Linked DNA regions of Mus musculus: regions 1 and 3 are each linked to region 2. The links are chromatin loops, found by intact Hi-C in ENCODE. Cell type or tissue: heart. All regions are shown on one strand. Each heading gives the region's core, and the rest is flanking DNA. Links, peaks and the distances in the headings are about the cores only.

What was found. Hi-C counts contacts between places; a loop is a spot of excess contacts. Peaks named below come from ENCODE experiments on the same cell type or tissue, not always from the same donor. Only the 100,000 strongest peaks of a DNase experiment are listed, where the experiment ranks them.
Region 1: it touches region 2 in a loop (2.4-fold over the local background); 2 of 42 quality-filtered maps call a loop at or near these places.
Region 3: it touches region 2 in a loop (2.4-fold over the local background); 3 of 42 quality-filtered maps call a loop at or near these places.

Annotation. Positions count from the first base shown.
Region 1 is chr6:121,471,446-121,474,993 of GRCm38, reverse strand. Iqsec3 (IQ motif and Sec7 domain 3) reads left to right here and starts at 1,316. Exons shown (of 14, transcript NM_001033354.3): 1 at 1,316-1,969. The coding sequence starts at 1,431. In heart, for the core only: no CTCF peak of the experiment used is centred there; a DNase peak (open chromatin) is centred at 1,773; H3K4me3 peaks cover 970 bases; H3K27me3 peaks cover 2,090 bases.
Region 2 is chr6:121,336,646-121,340,193 of GRCm38, reverse strand. It overlaps Slc6a13 (solute carrier family 6 (neurotransmitter transporter, GABA), member 13), which reads right to left. Exons shown (of 15, transcript NM_144512.3): 14 at 3,209-3,379; 15 at 2,473-2,900. The coding sequence ends at 2,778. Among named protein-coding and RNA genes, the nearest start is that of Slc6a12, 4.2 kb to the left of the region's middle. In heart, for the core only: a CTCF peak has its summit at 1,867 (motif pointing left); a DNase peak (open chromatin) is centred at 1,853.
Region 3 is chr6:121,189,895-121,193,442 of GRCm38, reverse strand. It overlaps Pex26 (peroxisomal biogenesis factor 26), which reads right to left. Exons shown (of 5, transcript NM_028730.6): 4 at 3,196-3,342. Among named protein-coding and RNA genes, the nearest start is that of Pex26, 8.0 kb to the right of the region's middle. In heart, for the core only: no CTCF peak of the experiment used is centred there; a DNase peak (open chromatin) is centred at 1,677.

The sequences.
Region 1 (3,548 bases), core at 472-2,971, 140 kb before region 2:
ATTCCACAACAGGCAAAACTAATGTGTGTTTAGAGGAAGCAGATGAGTGCTTAGCTGGGGCTGGGGACAAGAAGTTGAACAGAGCAGAGGGGTGCTTATTACACGTAACAGTTTTTTTGTTTGTAGTGATGAGCGATCGGGTGTATACTGTCAAAATCCACGGAGCTGTGTAGTCAGAATGAGCGCACACTGTTGCATATGAATTATTACTCCAAATACCCTGAGACCTCATTTCTAGAGAAAAATCTAGCCCTAGCAGCCTTCCTGCCTTAATTTTCCTCCTGGCTGACCTAGTATAATGCTGCATCTAGTGGATGTTATGTGCAAAAACTGAAAAATTAACAGATAATTCCATGTTGATTCATGTCTCTGAGCTTCCAGGAAAACCCCTCCCTCCTCAAATGTTAATTCTTCCAAGAAGCATTCCGGAGATCCCCAGACTGGTGACTCCTACAACACTCTGATCACAGCTCTGTCTTACTCCCACCTTTCAAAATTAATTATTAAGTCTTTGATCCACTGCTTATAAGCTACAAGAAGCCAACAAATCCATCCTGGTAGTTTTTATTATATCATCTCCTAGTCCAGTATTTACTAATTGCATGTGCTTCCTAACTGTCAAAAAGAATGGTTGCTTCAGAAGGTTCTGGAAGCGGGAACCTCAGAGGTTCTATTTGGTTTCTGTTCCTGTCAGAGAGGTCCAAAGAGCCATGAGATCTCATTTCCAGAGAAAAATCCCTGCATGTGCAGCCTTCCTGCCTTAACTTACCCCCGCCAGAACTAAGCAACAGACACACGCCTTGTTCTCTAGGGTCTCATAACTGTTCACGGACATCCTACAGAGCAAATTGTTGAGCATCAAAAAGGCAGGTGTGTCTCCTCCCTAGAAGGTCTTAAAAATGGGCCCTGCCTCTGAGGTGCCTAGATACAGGAAAACGTGACTGTGACCTTTTAGAGCTGGGTGCCTGTACTTCTCTATGTCTTTGGCAGCTTCCTTTATTCTTCATCTTTCTCTGGCGGCTTCCTTTTTGTCTTAGTTCTATAGCACTTTCCCAGCGCTTCTGCTTGGGTTGGCTCTTCCTTCTTCCCTGGTAGGACTGATCTCCATCCTGGATTTTCATAGAGTATTTTGCTCGACCCAGCCTCTTCCCCTCTGCTCCCCATCCCCACCCGCCTCTCCTACGCCCCCGCGGGAAGCAGGGTTCCTCACGAAGCCCAGAGGTGGGAGGTGGGCCCTGGCGCCGGTCCGCCCCTCAGTGCGTGTGCGAATGCCTGTGTGGCGGTGACGCGCAGGCGACGGCGGGAAGGGGAGGGAGAGAGAGGGAGGGAGGCCACCGACCGCCAGAGCTGCTGGGCTGCTGGGCTCCTGCGCGCTCACGCTCCCCGCCGCCCGCCTAGGCGCAGGCAGGGCGCAGGCGGCGGCGGGCGGCATGGAGAGCCTGCTGGAGAACCCGGTGCGCGCCGTGCTCTACCTCAAGGAGCTCACGGCCATCGTGCAGAACCAGCAAAGCCTCATCCATACCCAGCGCCAGCGCATCGATGAGCTGGAGCGGCGTCTAGACGAGCTGAGCGCGGAGAACCGCAGCCTGTGGGAACACCAGCAGTTGCTGCAAGCCCAGCCTCCGCCTGGGCTGGTTCCCCCGCCGCCGTCTGCCCCACTGCCTGCTCCTGCAGTCACTGCTCCGGCCGCCGCTGCGGCCCAGGAACCGCTTCAGGACCACGGACAGCTCATACCCGCTTCACCGGAGCCGCCGCTTCAGCACCACGGTCAGCTCCTGGCGCAGCCCCAACCTGCACCCAGCAGCAGGGTTCAGACTCCTCAGTCGCCCCACCAGCACCCGGTGGCACCCGGGGCCATAGCTGACAAGGAGAAGGAGCGTCCCTCGAGTTGTTGTGCTGCCGCGGGAGCCCTGCTTCAACACGCATCCCCCGCCGCCCTCGGCAAGGGCGTCCTGAGCAGGAGACCCGAGTGAGTGGGGACAAGGAGGTGGGAGAAGCAAGTGGGTGTGAGGAAATGGGAAATCTGTGTGTAAGAGTGAAGGACTTGAGCACTGTGAAGTGAAGCGGGCAAAAATGCCTTGGGTAAAAAAATGTGTCAAGGAGAGTCCCGCAAAGGAGGGCTTGAGATCCGCGTTGGAAGGTCTGTGGTGGTTGGAGCCAAAGGAAGTATTTGGACCATCTTTGGAGCAAAAAATGAGAGGAATGGGCTTTAACTGGTTGGGGATAATGATAACTTCCAGAAATTAAGGGAGATAAAATTGGGAGGAAGTTGGGGGCAAAAAAATTAAGCCAAAGCAGGGGACCATTGAAGGATTTAAGCTAGGAAAAATTCGGAAGTGAGTTTGCATAGTACAACTGTTTAAATAAAGAGTGAGACACCAAAACAGACTTGATCAGGAAGTTTAAGCGCTTTATAGGGGCTGGGGTCCAGCAGCAAGGATTAGAGTGGGTAGGATAAAGCAAAGGACAGGAGGTGGGGGGGGAACGGGAACAGGCAGGGGAGCTGGATACAGGAAGATGAATGGTGGGAGACAGCGCTGCCCAGGGGAAGGAGCTGGCTCTTTATCTGATGCAGTGGGAGTCAGAGCCAGGAGTGGCTCACTTGGGAAAGCTTTCTCCCTTCTGACCCAAGTGAACATCTTTATGCTGAGCCTCTATAGTGCCAAGGCATACGCAGAAACAACCCTCCAGACTCCTGGATGTCTCTGTTTCAGCTTGAGGACTCACCTGGCTGGAGCTCTCCACTGACTCAGAAGCTTATCTGGGTTCAAATCATGGGAAGAGAACAATGAGATCAGAGACAGCTGGAAAGCAGTTTCTTGAATGTAATGCCTCTATAAATCTCTGTGGTGGCCTCTTATGGCAAGCCTTGTTTCCCTTTGGTTATTAGGAAACCTCATCTTGGATTCCAGGAGAAATATTAATTGTCCCCACGCAGAGTCTAGGGCCTCAAGATTTCTTTTCACTTGTGAGGTCCATGGTATAGGAATGTGGGAGGATGAGATAAAGGGGGCTGGAACGTTTTCTCCTCTGTATTGAAAGAGCCTGGCGATGCTGTCAGTATTGCTTCTTTTTAGACAGGCGAGAGAAGAACAGCCCCGTGGCAATCAGTACCTGGTTAGCAGTGGCCTTCATGGTGTGATGCTACAGGAGAGGGAGGGGCAAGTGAGGAGAGCCGCCGAGTGCCTCATCTCTATTTGCATGTGCTTTATGTCTGGAAGACACTTGTGAAGACTGGCTGCATCACTTAAAAGCTCACCTCTTCTCTGCCCCCTACCTCACTTTCCTCTCCCATCAAAGTGGAGTTTAAAAGGTGAAGTAGGCATGCTTGATCACAGGGTAGGTTTGGACAGAAGCACAGAAGCTCAGGGATGACCTGGCTTGATAGACCTGAAGCATCTGATTCAAGACCCAAAAAAATCCTCCGTGGCCTATTTGTCTTTCAGTTTTATGGCTGTCTTTTTTTTCCCCCCTTGGTCTGAAAACCAGAGAGTTGGGTTTTCCTCAATGTCCACAACTCAGCTAAAGGCAACATTCTTCCACGATAT
Region 2 (3,548 bases), core at 739-3,238:
ACCTGTGCTTATGTGCACACTGTCTAGGGATGGCCGGGGTTGTGAGATGTGCCTGGGTCTGAACCTTGGGCAGTTGAGTTCTCCAGGTAGCCTAGTGGGCTCAGGGATTAGTAAGTGCCTTCCTGGTGCCATGGGCATCTTCTCAGGTGCCAGTTTCCCCTATGCTTCTGCCTCCTGCACTCAGATTATCTCTCCTAGTGCTTGCCTGCCGACCTCTCTGTGTAGCCTCCCCTCCCTGCCTTGCTTTCTTTGGGGAACTGCAGGATCCAGTCTCTGCCCCATACAGATAGGGACACAGCTATCCTCAGTCCTTCACCTCACCTATGCCTCTACCTCAGCCAAAGCCAAACTCAAGTACCATAGCTCCCAACTCTGACTATAGCTAGGCTTGGTCGCTCACATCTATAATTTCAACACTTGGGAAGTTGAGGCAAGAGGATCTCTGTGAGTTCAAGGCCACCCTGAACTATATAGTGAGTTCAAGGACAGCCTGAGCTAAGACTGGGGTCCTGTTTCAAAACAAAACAAAGCAAAAACGAAACAGTGTTGACAGACTCTGAGCACACCAGCCACATTTCTCAAATCTCCATCATCTCCGCCTGTCAGCCAGCATTTATCTCCCTCGCTTGAACCCAAAACCGGACTAAAAGAATACTTGGGCCCCTGACTTCATTTGATCCCTGTCATAAAACTGTGTGGGCAGGATACATGGAGTTATCCACATCTGAAAATTGAATGTGAATTCCAAGGGGTTTCTACTGAGACAGTCCATGAAGCAGACACATCAGAGAAGCACCAACACGTGGTTTTCACACTGTAGATGCCACCATTTGGGACTCTGATAAGTGGGGCTCACATGACCATCACTGAGCCATCTCATTTCCTCAGCATATTTCTAAAACTCTGAGCAAATGAGTGGGCAGAGAGGCAGATCGCGTACGCTCAGAATTGCCTGCCAGGTTCCCTCCACCTTCTGTGACTCCCTCTCAAAGCCCCAAGTTCATTCAAGGAAACTGACACAGACATCGTGGCGCACACCTTTAATCCCAGCACTAGGGAGGCAGAGGCAAGTGGCTATCCTGCTCTACAAGGCAAGCTCCGGGCCAGCCAAGGCTAATAGTGAGACCCTGTATTAAGAGATAAAAGAAATGGGTTGAATTCTGCTTCTGCCCATGTTTGTAGTAAGTGCATTATAACCTTGTAGCCATAGGCGTTGTAGAAACACGGTCAGGTAGGTGAGGCGGTGAGCTGTGTAGAACCCTAGGCTTGGGCACATTAAACCTGCAATGCTGTGACCAAGCCTGTATCCACGGAGTAAATCACCTAGGAGAAAGAGTCCAGGCTCCCCACAGAGTCAGGAGGACCACTGTCCCTGATTTCTACAGACTCTTCCAACACAAGACTGGAAAACTGGCAAAGATTTCAAAACATTTCCCTTGAAACTGACATGTCACAAGCTGAAAAAACACCCGGGGTGGGGGCGGAGCCTGAACAGCTCAGAGAGTCATAGGACACTTAGTCACGTCATGCTGTCATGCCACAGCAGAGGACCCCAGGTGAACCTGCAGACTCAGGTAGACCTTTCCCTAGATGGGGAGAGAGTCATGTTTCATCCACTTCTACAGCACACAAACAGCAACTGGAGTTTCTCCCCACCCCCTTAGAGGCTGGTTGCTAAGGCATGCCTGGGGGCCTTGCTTTGACCTCCAGGCAACATCCTAGAGCTGGGCCCGCCTCCTGCCTGAGTCTCTTGAAAGCTAGATCTTAAGGGTTGGTCCATCCCTTAAGCTCAAACCTGACACTTGGGACTGAGGACATGACAGTGCCACCCCCTTGTGGTCGCATCTGGAAGTGACAGTACCCCATATCTGAATCTCTTGCTAGGGAGAATAAGACTGTCTGAGGAGTCCCTCTACTGGTAGAGTCTGGGCAGGACCTCTTCTGTAAGGCCCCTCTGGTCTGGCTGGCCACCCTCTCTCACCCTGCATCAACTCATCCCCCTGCATCAGCTGGACAGTGTTGACAAGCAGGGACACAGCAGGGGCCATGGGAACAGAAAGAAACTGCTGCTAGTCTGTCTTCTTTCTTTTTGTAACCAGGGCCTGATCCCTTTGTCCTTCCCTCTGTCTCCCTTTTTTTTAATATCATGATGAGGTTAGAGGAGAGGAGCACGGAACAGTGGTGGCAAGTGGGGGTGGGGATCATACAGGACCATACATGACACTCTAGGGAAGTGTGGAGAGAGGAGGGTCCCCTTCCTTCAATCCAAATGTGTGATGGAGGACAATGGCCTGGCCCCATCACCTGGTCCCATCATCTGCCTTACCTCCCACACCACAGCAACCACACCTGCTATGTGGCTCATAAGAACTTGGTAAGAGGTAGGGAGAGGCAGGACCCTAGAGCCACAATGCTATAATGAACAGGGAACAGGTATGAACAGAGGACAGAAACCAGGCATTTGGCAAGCAGTTGTGAGAGGAAGTTGGATTTAATGACATGGAAGGAAGAGGGCCCAGCAACAAGCCAGGCTTTTGCCTCCCCAGCCCTCCCTGGGCTTCCCAAGCTGCCTCAATGGGATGTTATTGATTCGGGCACGTCACAATGTGTGGACCACCCTGGAATAGGGGCATCAAGATAGGAGGTACCCAGTTCAGAAGGTGAGTCCCAAATACCCCCTTTCGTCTTTCTGCCCCACCACAGAGGGGTAGTTCCGCCCCTCTGCCTCTATAGCTGCCCCCACAGCCAGGCTCACAGGTGTGTCAAAGGCCCTGGCCCTAGCAGTTAGACTCCAGTTCTGTGAGCCTGAGAAGGGATGTCATCGGTGTCGCAGGAGCAGTTGGCTCTGGTTGGTTCTTCTGGGGAAGGTCTTCAGCCGGGCACACGAGCTGGCGAAGTCTCTGAAAGAACAGGTGTCATTGTAAGGGATGGGTGTCTGGCAGCATCTCTCATTACAAATGTCTGTCTGCCTTCTCTGCTATAGTCTGCTTCCAGTTGCCAACCCCATAGTCACAGCTTGGGTCTTGCAGTTATCCTGTGTCCCTTTTTAAGACTCCCAAGTACACGTCCTCTGGATTTCTGGTACCCACACCGGACTGGGTAGTCCCTTTGTACTCCAGCTCCTCACCCCCGCCCCAACCCACCCCCCGTCAATAGCAACCCACCTGCCATCCAGTGAGGTTCCCATCCCCCACTGCTTTCCTCCTACCTCTCTGAGTGGGCCCTTGAGAGTCCTCAGCTTGTAGATGCTCCAGGCAGGAATGCAGATCATGGAGGACAGAGCTAGGAGCCACCCTAGGGCATCCCCCCACCATGGGTACGTGTACTTCTTGTTGTAGGTCAGTGGCGTGTATTTGATCAGGGAGAACAGGAAGGTCGCCTGCAGTAAAACGGAAGAGGAAGAGGTTTTGTTGGAGCCCCATCAGCCACCCCACCCCCACAGCTGCCCGGTAGAGTTTGTTCTCCCAGCATGCCAAGGTGCTTATCTAGGTCAGTCAGTCGCCAAGCTCCACCCACATTCTGCTCAAAATCCATTCCTGGGTAGCATG
Region 3 (3,548 bases), core at 472-2,971, 150 kb after region 2:
CCAGGCCTCCTGCTAGTCACAGCCTCTCCAACAACAAGGAACTTCTCTTTCTCTAAGAGGTTTTCTCCACTTGAATTACAGTAACTTTAAATATTCTAGGGAGAAAAAGTTCTGATTTATTACATCTTAATCTTTCTGATAGTTACACAGCCACGGGTGACTCTGAGAAGTCTCCACTATGTTTCCGTCTTGGGTGTGTCTCAGGTGTGTCTTGCTTTCTTCCAAATGCCTCTTTCTTAACTCGAATGCTTAGGCCTTTATTAAAATTTGTAATTGGGGCTGGAGAGATAGCTCAGTAGTTAAAAGCACTTGGTGCTCTTACAAAGACCTAGGTTCAGTTCCCAGCACCCACACTAAAGGCTCACAACCCACACTAAAGGCTCACAACCCACACTAAAGGCTCACAACCATTTGTAACTCAAGTTCCAGGGGATCCAACACTTCTGGCTTCCAAGAAAACCAGGAATGCATATGGTGCACACACATACATATTTTTTTAAGTCTAAAAAAAAAAAAGTCTAGTAAGCCTCAACTCTACTTCCCGAAAGAAATAACTAATACCACTGACAGCAGCGGCTGCCGCGGGGAGAGCCATCTGGAACTTTCACTACACTTGCGCCTTTCTTTGCTTTTCAGGTTGGAGCCCTGTGACAGTTTTACCACAAATTAACTACAGTGAACATAAAGAAAACTCTACCATTTGTTTCGTTTCCTTGTCTGGATTATAGACTTTAAAAACAAACATACAGGAAATACATATTTCTACCTTTGTGTTGGTTTGACTTGGGGAGGTTGGTTTACTTTGCTTGAGACGGGGTCTCATGTAGCCCAGGCAAGGATAGCCAAGCTGAGCCTTCTGCTTTCTTCTCTTAATGCTGGGACTTCAGGCGTGAGCCACCTCGCCAGGTTCTAGGTGGTGCTTGGGAACTGAACCCAGGCCTTAGTCCATAGCAGGCAAGCGTGGGTCTGAGCTCAGCCCTGGCCTCTCAAGTAAGGAATGCATATTTCTTTCTTAAACAGAAAAAATACCCCAGCACCTTAGAAAGCTGGGACAGGAGCCCCAGCTGGGACTCGAGGTTGAGGCCAGCCTGGGCAAGGCCATGGGACACACACAGACCTGCCCCTCTAAATGGAGGGAAGCAGCATTTAGGGCCAAGGAGATGGCTCAGTGGGTAAAGCGCTTGCCAGTATGAGGCCCTCGTCTTAATCCCTGGTGGCTGTCATGATCATTGCCATCATTGTCATCATCATCATCTGGAGTAGCCAACATCAACCTCTAGCATGCAAGCATGTGAACATCTGCACTTGCTGGTGCACTCTTGCACACACTCACACACTCACATACACGTGGGAGCAGGGGGAAGAAAGAAAGGTGCTTATTCCTCTAAGGCTGGGGAGGAAACCCAGTCCTTCATACGTGGACGTATGCCATATGCTACCTAACTCTCACCCCAGCCCTCCACACCTGTTATTTTTCTTTAAAGTAACTGACCTCCTTCTCCCAAGTTCCCTGCACCCAGGTGAGGAAGCTCTGAGCTGCTCAGTACACACCCAAGTTTGAATGGCTTTCTTCGCCACTGTTTAGGAGACCCGGGTTAAGGGGAAGTCTTATCAAGTATGCAAAGCAGAGAGTCTGGGACAGCCAGGAAATCACTTCCCTTTGCCAGCTTCCCACTTGGGTGTGTCTGCCCACCCGTCATTTCTGCTCTGTCACTGGAAGCTGCTGGTGGCTTTCCTGTATAACCAACAGAGCTGTCCAGAGGGGACATTCCTGCTCAGGGTCCAACAAAGGCGAGGGGAAGTGAGGGAAACAGGTACCTAAAGTTAAAGGTGGCAGCTTTAGAACCAGGCAAACTGTGAGGCTCTGGTCTAGTTGCTCTGGTAATTAGATTTCTCAACCAACGGTGAAAGAAAATGAAAGGTTTCTCATTTCTCCTTGGTTTTGAAAGTTGCATAATCCTGTCCTACATCTAAATTCTTGAGAAAAGTAGTTAACCACCCCCAGAGGGTAAAGCAGAAGCCGGGCTTGGTGATGCACTGGGGAGCCCGGCATCTGGGAGGCAGAAACTCCACGCTATGCAGCAAGACTTTTTTTTTTTCTAAAGTGGGAAAGGATGTTTCTCGAATGGCAGTCACCTAACGGTGGCCCAGTGTCTCCGAATCAGAGTGACCACTACACAGGTGTTTTTCCCCCAAGTCTCACCTCCACCTCACAGTGAGGCAGAAGAGATTAATCACACAAAGGCTCAATTTTCAGGGAAAATTCTATAAACCAGAATATCATTTAGCTGTTTCAAAAATTTTCCCCACATCTTCTAAAATGCATCAGACTTCCATTTACAATTTCAGGGTCACGCTAGCCAGAAGACGCTTGGATCAACACACACTGTTCTAGGTGTTACCTCCAGGAAGCTCCCGTTTTGTTTTGTTTTGTTTTGTTTTGTTTTGTTTTGTTGTGTTGTGTTTTGTTTTGAGACAGGGTTTCTCTGTGTAGCCCTGGCTGTCCTGGAACTCACTCTGTAGACCAGGCTGGCCTCGAACTCAGAAATCCACCTGCCTCTGCCTCCCAAGTGCTGGGATTAAAGGCGTGCGCCACCACGCCTGGCTCCCATGCCTATTTTACAATAGCTGATCAAAAGCCAGAGCCTCTCCAATACTGCTCTTCGTGACATGGCCTTCGGTGGACACAAGCCGGGGCTCACCTGTGGAAATCTGAGTGCACGGGCAGCCAGAAGCCCCTCATGAGAGAGGAGGCAGGCTCTGTGGCTGTGTAGCTTGGGCTAGAGGGAGCCCAGGGAATTGAGGACAGGAGAAGCACTCGGGAGAGCAGGCTAAGGCCTGTCCAGTGAGGTTCTGTGATGGTTCCTTGTGGGACAATCTCCCTTACTCACAGATAACTTCTTCAAGAGAAAACGGTGGGGAGGGAGGAGGAGGAGGAACAGGGAGAAGGAAGCTTCTTAATGTTACATTCTGACTAGAGGTCGCCCCTAGACGGAACAGTGCCTGGGTGAATCCATCAGCATGCAGGGCGGCAAGGAAATGTTCTCCAACTGCTCTCTAGGTTCTAGGCCTGGTCCCTGCTCCAGGGGAGGCAGACTCTTGTTCTTTGTGGAGGAGGCTCAATGTCACAGGAGGTGGCTCCCTCCCAGGCCGCACCTGCTCCCAGGGACCCTGCTGCCACAGCCCTTCACTCACCTGGGTCAAACCGTAGAATCAAGAGGCAGAGGATCAAGGCAGCCAGGAGGCCCTTTCTGAAGGGCTGCGAGAGGAGGTGGCTCACCACGGAGCCCCAGAGCCGGCGAAGCAGCATCAGCAGCGACAGCAACTTCTGGGAGAACGAACCTGGCCGGGGGACAGAGCATCATGGCAGGGTGAGTCAGGCAAATCAGATCTGGAGAGTCCATCCAAACCGAGTGAGAATGGTTTCCTTGCACAGTTCACTAAGTAGTTCAAAAGGAAATACTGAAAGGTTTGTTTGATTTGGCTTCTGTAGTGCTGAGGATGGGTCCCACGGCCTTGTAGATGCTTGGCAAGCATTCTCCCCCTGA